Linked DNA regions of Homo sapiens: region 2 is linked to region 1. The links are chromatin contacts, found by Hi-C or POLR2A ChIA-PET in ENCODE. All regions are on one chromosome and are shown on one strand. The core of a region is the stretch at or near the end of the contact, and the rest is flanking DNA. Distances in the headings are between cores, read along the strand shown.

Evidence for each region. A loop is a pair of places that touch in the nucleus more often than their neighbours do. ChIA-PET counts read pairs that join two places held with the same protein, here RNA polymerase II (POLR2A). Pooled maps may share reads with other maps.
Region 2: a loop to region 1 is called in a pooled map, with 5 times the contacts of the local background. The contact joins two enhancer-like sites. A Hi-C loop is called at or near these places in 1 of 37 single-sample maps with no recorded cell type and 7 of 50 pooled maps. POLR2A ChIA-PET finds 5 or more read pairs at or near these places in 7 of 52 experiments (CD4-positive, alpha-beta T cell, GM12878, RWPE1 and 4 more).

The regions. Positions count from the first base shown.
Region 1 is chr14:61,501,778-61,505,631 of GRCh38, reverse strand. All of the region lies in intron 10 of PRKCH (protein kinase C eta), which reads right to left. Among named protein-coding and RNA genes, the nearest start is that of PRKCH-AS2, 42 kb to the left of the region's middle. Within about 2 kb of position 2,316, at least 9 of the 41 ENCODE cell types and tissues checked have a DNase peak (open chromatin) inside an H3K27ac peak, as active enhancers do; they include CD4-positive, alpha-beta T cell, where a contact is called at or near this core.
Region 2 is chr14:61,389,564-61,393,418 of GRCh38, reverse strand. PRKCH (protein kinase C eta) reads right to left here. Exons shown (of 14, transcript NM_006255.5): 2 at 2,131-2,194. Among named protein-coding and RNA genes, the nearest start is that of PRKCH-AS1, 69 kb to the right of the region's middle. Within about 2 kb of position 2,163, at least 4 of the 41 ENCODE cell types and tissues checked have a DNase peak (open chromatin) inside an H3K27ac peak, as active enhancers do; they include CD4-positive, alpha-beta T cell, where a contact is called at or near this core.

The sequences.
Region 1 (3,854 bases), core at 1,067-3,566:
AGGCCAAGGCGGGTGGATCACCTGAGGTCGGGAGTTCGAGATTAGCCTGACCAACATGCAGAAACCCCATCTCTACTAAAAATACAAAATTGGCCAGGCGTGGTGGCACATGCCTGTAATCCCAGCTACTCAGGAGGCTGAGGCAGGAGAATTGCTTGAAGCCGGTAGGTGGAGGTTGCAGTGGGCGATAGAGCAAGACTCCACCTCAAAAAAAAAAAAAAAAAAAAAAAAAAAAAGAAAAGAAAAGAAAAGAAAAGACAAATCCTAGAGAGCTCTCTCACGGCTTCCACCATGTGAAGTCTCAGTGAGAAGGCAGCTATCCGTGAACCAAGAAACAGGCCCTCACCCGACACCAAATCTGCTGGTACCTTGACCTTGCACTTTCCAGCCTTTAGAGCACTGAGAAATAATTTTCTGTTGTTTACAAGCCACCCAATCGATAGTGTTCTGTCATAGTAGTCCAATGGAGTAAGAAATACTTCAGACATTCAGCAATGAAAGAAGTGGGGAGAGAGGTATCTGTCTCTTCACTTCCTTCAGCTCTATGAAATAAAACCACAAATAAAAGCTCACTTATTTCCTTCCATGTAACTTTCACAATTGGTAATTACTTTTACTTGTTTGTGTGCTTACACTAGAATGCCTGCTTCCTGTGGGCAGGGAGCAGGCCTATTGTGGTCACTATTATATCTCCAGGCAAAAAATAGGTCTCAATTAACATTTGTTGAATGAGTAAATGAATGGATGGATGGATTAATAAATGAATACAAACCTATAAAGTTACAGACAAATTTATACCTCATGTAAATATATTAACATCTCATATAAAGGACATAAAACAAGAGGCGTAAGGGAAAGGCAATTTCCCCCAGTGTGTCTCTGAAACTAAGGTAGTGACTGATGTTAAAAAATAAATCTGTTCTTAATGCTTTAGTTACTAAATTTCCTATTTCTGAACGAGAGGAGAATACTCCATCAAAGGAAAATGCTGGAGAAATTCCCCTCCTACAGAGGGACCCCTCTCAATTTGTAAAAACACCCTTTTTTGTTTGGTTCTACCATCTTAAAGAAAAAAAAGTAGAAATGCAGACACCTCTTTGTATGATGACCATGCAGTGTACCGCCCAAAATGGGCCTCAGACGGCTGGGTGCGGTGGCTCATGCCTGTAATCCCAGCACTTTGGGAGGCCGAGGTGAGTAGATGACTTAAATTCAGGAGTTCAAGACCTGCCTGGCCAATATAGTGAGACCCCATCTCTACTAAAAATAACAAAAATTAGCCGGGGGTGGTGGTGAGCACCTGTAATCCCAGCTACTCAGGAGGCTGAAGCAGGAAAATGGCTTGAACCCAGGAGGTGGAGGTTGCAGTGAGCCGAGATCGCACCACTGCACTCCAGTCTGGGCAACAGAGCGAGACTCTCTCAAGAAAAAAAAACCCAATAAACAAAATGGGCCTCTGAGAGTAAAATGGGTCATGAAGGGGGATTATGGGAGCAAACTGGGACTTTTCTGGGCAAATGATGACATGGGGTCTGACCTACCTCTGCAACAGGTAAGTTAATCTAAGCTCATTCAAAGTTAAAACAATTTTTTAAATAATTCTTCCATTTAAAATGTGTTGTTAATTGAACCCTTCTTATCTTGAACTCTGATGAGTTTTTATCTTGAGAATTAATTCTTGCAAAGTAAAGTATCTTGAGCTTCTCTGGTAAGTTTTTGATTCTAGAGTTATATCTTAAAACACAAAGTATAACACAGGTCACTTTCCCTGGATGATATATCAAGTGAGATACTGTGAAAATACTCTGCATGGTAAGCCCTCGACTCTACCTCTTTCTTTTTATGAAAACAGAATACATGGCACAAAGCACAGCTGCCCCTGAGACATGCTTCAGAGGTAAAGCGCTTTGTAACAGATTCACTTCCTTTCCCAGTGCCACAGAACAAAGATTACACTCAGCCTTCCTGGACATAAAAACTTCAGTTTTTCCCATTCCTCCTGCCAAAGCTGAAATGCCGAGAAATGCTGGGAACCTGGCCTGTGATTATACACACTTCATATTTTACATTCTGAAACCCCAAGGAATAAGCTGTTGAGAACAGAGTCCTATTTCTTAAATGGCAGTTGAACAGATACAACGCTCAAGCTCTGTTGAGCGTGGCTTAGTATTTGCATAGGCAGAAACAGACAAAGACTGCACAGATTCTGCCAGTCTGTGGGCACCTTCCCGGCATATGTGGCAGACCTCAGTTAACTTTTCTCACTTATTTCTGTTTGGTTGTTTTTTAACCTTCTGAATTACTCAACCAGATTCTTACAGGAAAAAAAAAAAAAAAACCACTAACACACATACAAATCAGTCACAGGGAAACTCAGTTACGGCCTCTGACGGGTTTGAACCTGTCTATTTGCAAATGAGAAAACAAAATTTCAGTGTTCTTTAGGCCAAAATAGTATCTACCCTGCTCCTTGGTGCAGCAATAAAATGGACAGCCCCACAGTAATCAGATTTTGGGTTTGCTTTTGTCAAAATTTTCCTCCTCAGTTTTGTAAGTTGATTTCACCGCCACAGTATATTTTTCTCAATTCCACCTTCTGTGTAGGAGTCAAAAAAAAAAAAAAAAAAAAAGCCTGCTTCCCTTCCTCTCTTACATTCATTCCTTTCCTTCAAGAACCAACCCAAGAGCCACACATCCCCCAGGAAGGGCTCGAAAGGGTGAATTCCATGACTCAGTGTCACCTGCCTTCCTCTGCTGCTCGGCCCCATTTCTTTGTCAAAGGAGTGTTAAAATCCTCACTCGGTGAACTTGGGAAAGGCAAGCTTCTAGCTGCTTGGATTAAAGACTGAATACCCCCTCTTGCTTCATTTGCAAGATTTGGGGCTGCTCCCATCTGTTCTTAGAGGGCAGGAGCTCATTTTTAATTTTTTCTCTCTTGACATTATTTGGGACAGCGCCCATAGAGAAAGGTGTTTGAGAACTCCCTGGTGAATAAGCAGTCCACTCTGTACAACAGAAGGCACTCTATAACCACGGTAGAAGTATGTGCTGCTACTCTTTAATCCAGTTATAAATAATGACTGGTGCAACTGCTCTACCTGGAGCAGTAGTGCTGGAAAGAAATCTTTCTTTGTAGCTTGTAACTGCAATAAACGTTTATAAGCCTGTTGCCTGATCTGAAAAAACCAGCACTTTCTCCAACAAGAGATAGCAGAATTATTTCCAGGACTTGAACTGTCACCCATAGACCCTTCTGATAAAAGAAAAGATTGAATGGGCATGGTGGCTCATGTCTGTAATCCCAGCACTTTGGAAGGCTGGGGTGTGCGGATCACGAGGTCAGGAGTTTGCGACCAGCCTGGCCAACATAGTGACACCCGTCTCTACTAAAAATACAAAAATTAGCCGGGTGTGGTGGCATGTGCTATAGTCCCAGCTACTCAAGAGGCTGAGGTAGGAGAATCACTTGAACCTGGGAGGTGGAGGTTGCAGTGAGTGAAGACCATGCCATTGCACTCCTGCCTGAGTGAGAGTGAGACTCCATCTCGGAAAAAAAAAAAAAAAAAGAAAAGAAAAGAAAAGAAAAGAAAAGATTGCCTACCTACTACCTTTCTTTAAGGATTTAGATTTCATCTCTCTAAAGACTTAGGAAAAAATCTCTGTTCTTCAGGTAGATAATATACCACCATTTGTTTTTCAACAGGAGACATTCAAATGCAGAGCTTGCATATGCATAGACCATTTCTGGAAGGACATATAAGGACATGTCTTGAGGAAGAGGAATTGAGAGACTGGGGACAAGGGTATGAAGAGGATTTAGCATTCACTGTAATCATTTTAGAACAGCTAAAAGT
Region 2 (3,855 bases), core at 914-3,413, 110 kb after region 1:
AATTGACTAATTTGACTACAGATGGGTTTAAAGATACTCAAGATTGTTAAGATGTTAATTCCCCTCAAACTGATCTATAGATCCAACACAATTTCAATTCAAAATACAGCAGGATTTTGTCTGGAAATATATAAGCTGACTCTAAAACTGATATCAAATTGCAAAATACTGAGAATAGCTAAAATAACCTTAAACATACAAAAAAGAACGGAGTTGGAGGGCTCATACTATGTAACCATAAGACTCACTATAAAGCAACAGTAATGAGACAGTGTAATACTGGCATAATGTAGAGAAAAGAAAGAGAGATCAGATGGACAAACAGATCAACAGGACAGAACAGATAATCCAGAAACAGACCCACATTATATGGTCAATTGATTTTCAACAAAGGTTCCAGGGTGATTCAAGGGGCCAGGGGAGACTTTTAATAAATGGTGCTAGAACAACTGCATTCGTGTATTGAAAAAAAATGTTTCAACTCCTCTGTAACATCACACACAAATATCAATTTAAGAAGGCATACAGACCTAAACATAAAACCTAAAACTATTTGCTTCTTAAAAAAAAAAAACAAAAAAAGAAACAGGAGAATATCTTAGTGATCCTATGACAGAGAGATCTCTGAAGACATAAAACATATGAACTACAAAAGATGAGATTAACAAATTGAACTTCATAGAAATTTAAAACTTTTGCTCAAAGACACCATTAAGAAAATGAAAAGGCAAGCCACAGACTGGGAAAAAGTAATCACAATACCTATTTCTCACAAAGGACTCATATCCAGAAAACAAAGAACTCCTCTAAATCAATAATAGAAAGACAAATCCAATTTTAGAAAACAGGACAAAAGACTGGAACTGGAAATTATCAAATAAACAAACAAATGACCAATAAGCATGTGAGAAAGTACTCACCATCAGGGAAATGCAAATTTACCCACAGGATATAATTTCATACCCACTAGAATGTCTACGATGAAAAGCAATGGCCATAGAAAGTGTTAATGAGGATATGAAGTAATTGGAACTCTCATGCATTGCTGGTGGGAGTATAATAAAACCACTTTGGAAACCATCTGGAAGTTTCTTCTGAAGTTACACACACACCTACTTTATTACCCAGCAATTCCACTCCTATATAATTATCCAAGATAAATGAAAGTGTTATGTCCAGAAAAATTTATGTGTAAGAAGGTTAATAAAAGCATTATTCATAATAGACAACAATAGGAAAAACCCCAAAAGTCCACCAAGAGGAGAATGGGTAAACAAATGGATGCTACATTTATATAATGGGATACTACTACTCAGAAATAAAATGAAAAAAATACTGATATACACAATGATATGAATCTTCTAAAAACTATGCTGAGTGAAAGAAACCAGACATAAAAGAGAATATACTGTATAATTCCATGTATATGAACTTCTAGGGTAGGTAAAACTAACCTGTGGTGAAATAAAGCACTTTACTTATTGCCTCTGGGAGCAGGGGATTGAAAAAGGGTACAGGGAAATGTTCACAATAATGGAAATGTCCTGTATCTTGGATTGGGGTGCTGGTTATGCAGTTGTATGCATTTGTCAAAATTCAAATTGTTCACTTCTGATCTATCATTTCACCCCCATATAAATTTTACCTCAAGTAAAAAAAATATTGGATGGGGGAGTAGGGAGTACGGTAGCCACAGATGAAGAACAGAATCCCTTACAGGTCACAAATGAGATAGAGATTATAAAGAAGATAACTGGATCCCTAAATTTCTTTCATAGACATTCACAGGCAAACTAAAAGATGGCACAAAACCAAAGACGTAGAGTTCCACAGTCATGAACCAAAAAGACGCAAAAACCATTCAGCTACGATGACACTGGCTAAAAACAAAAACTCATTGAGTGTGTTAAATGAAACGTGAGATTGCCAGATTTAGCAAATATATTTAATTTGGCAACCTGAACCAATAGACCACTGGGCAACAAAATACTAGCCAGCCCAACTTATGAAAGTGATTTTTTAAGCATCTCTTACAACATGCTCTTTTTTATAATGTCCATGATAGAAATTCCTACTGAGTGTAAACCAAGATTACATGTATTCTGGAAACTACCCAAAACTCATTCTTACCTTCAGTGAAACTCCCGGTAAGGGTTATTACCACAAATACTTTCCCCTCTGGCTCGAGATCCACCTACAAAGAGAAAAAAAAATGTATATTATATGTTAGTTTTAAAATATTTTTGTGGGCCTTAAACAATTCATCACAGAGAGGCCTAATGTGTAAATCACAGCCACAAATCAAATAAATCTAAGTCTTTCATTAAATAGTAGAGTGGCAGGGAAACAAGTGAAAGCTCAAAAAACTGTAAAGACTGAAAAGAAACCACATTTTATCAGTTTCCTTCCTCTTGAATTTTATTCTCTCCCATTTTTGGCTTGTCATAATATAGACAGGCACATCCACATACTTGGTAATTGTTTTTGAGACCTCCATATCTTATGCATATGGCTTATAAGAGCAGCATTTTACTAAACCACATGGCAAGAATATGAAATAGAGAAATAACGGCAACATACAAGGTAATGAACACATGTGGCTTGGTCAACTGCAAATCTTTAGTTTTATGGAGTAAAAAGTATAAAGAGTCTCTGCTACATATTTCCACCAAAGTCTGGTCAATCTTAAGGAAGCACTAGGGAAGGAAGTTTAGGAGCCTTGCATTCACTACTCTTTTTTTTTTGAGAGAGAGAGGTAGTTTCACTTTGTTGCCCAGGCTGGAGTGCAGTGGCATGATCTCAGCTCACTGCAACCTCCATCTCCTAGGTTCAAGCAATTCTGCCTCAGTCTCCTGAGTAGCTGGGATTACAGGCGTGTGCCACCACATCTGATCTGTTTTTGTATTTTTTAGTAGAGATGGGGTTTCACCATGTTGGCCAGGCTGGTCTCGAACTCCTGACTTCAAATGATCCTCCCGCCTCAGCCTCCCAAAGTGCTGGGATTACAGGCGTGAGACACTGTGTCGGACTGCTACTCTTAATTAGTCACGGGAGTATCAACATACCTTGAAGTTACCTATCAGCTGAAATATCAAGACATGCATTCTGCAAGCAATGCAGCTTGAAGTCTTTTCATATGGTGTCGTCCTCTGCATATAGTCCAGTTTCCGAAAGACCCCATACAGCATGGCGCCCAGGATGAACAGCACCTCTGGCTCTGTTCTGATCACCACTAGCTTAGGTGGGCGGACTCCCCTCTTCCTACCGGATGCTAACTTCACTATCCATGAACACCTCTAAGCCTTGCATTGTGAGGCTCTTGTGGACTCAAATACATGAATTTACAATTGTCCTTAAATAAATCTTTTCAGATTCTGCCCATGGCTCCATTTTTATTTTATTTTTCTCTTTCTTTGGCTGTGGCTCCATTTCTGCCTTTGACCTTTCATCTGAAGAGGAAGACTGGCATATAGAGAAGTTTCACTAGAGATACGAATGACCATTTTTGGTCAAATATTAAATTTAAAATAAGCTGCAAATAGTCACATGGTACAGTGGAAAGAGCCCCCCTACTAGACCAGGCCAAGAACTCTAGTCTGATTCTGTCACAGCTGGTTCTGGACCCTGGGCAAGGTCCTTTACCACACTGAGCCTCACTCTTCCAATCTGAAAAGTCTATGGCATCATTATTTAGCATTTTTTCTCTTTTTTTTTTTTTTTGAGACAGGGTCTCACTGTCTCCCAGGCTGGAGTGCAGTGGCACAATCATAGCTCACTGCAGCCTTGAACTCCCAGCCTCAAGCGATTCTCCTGCCTCAGCCTCCCAAGTAGCTAGGACTATAGGCATGTGCCACC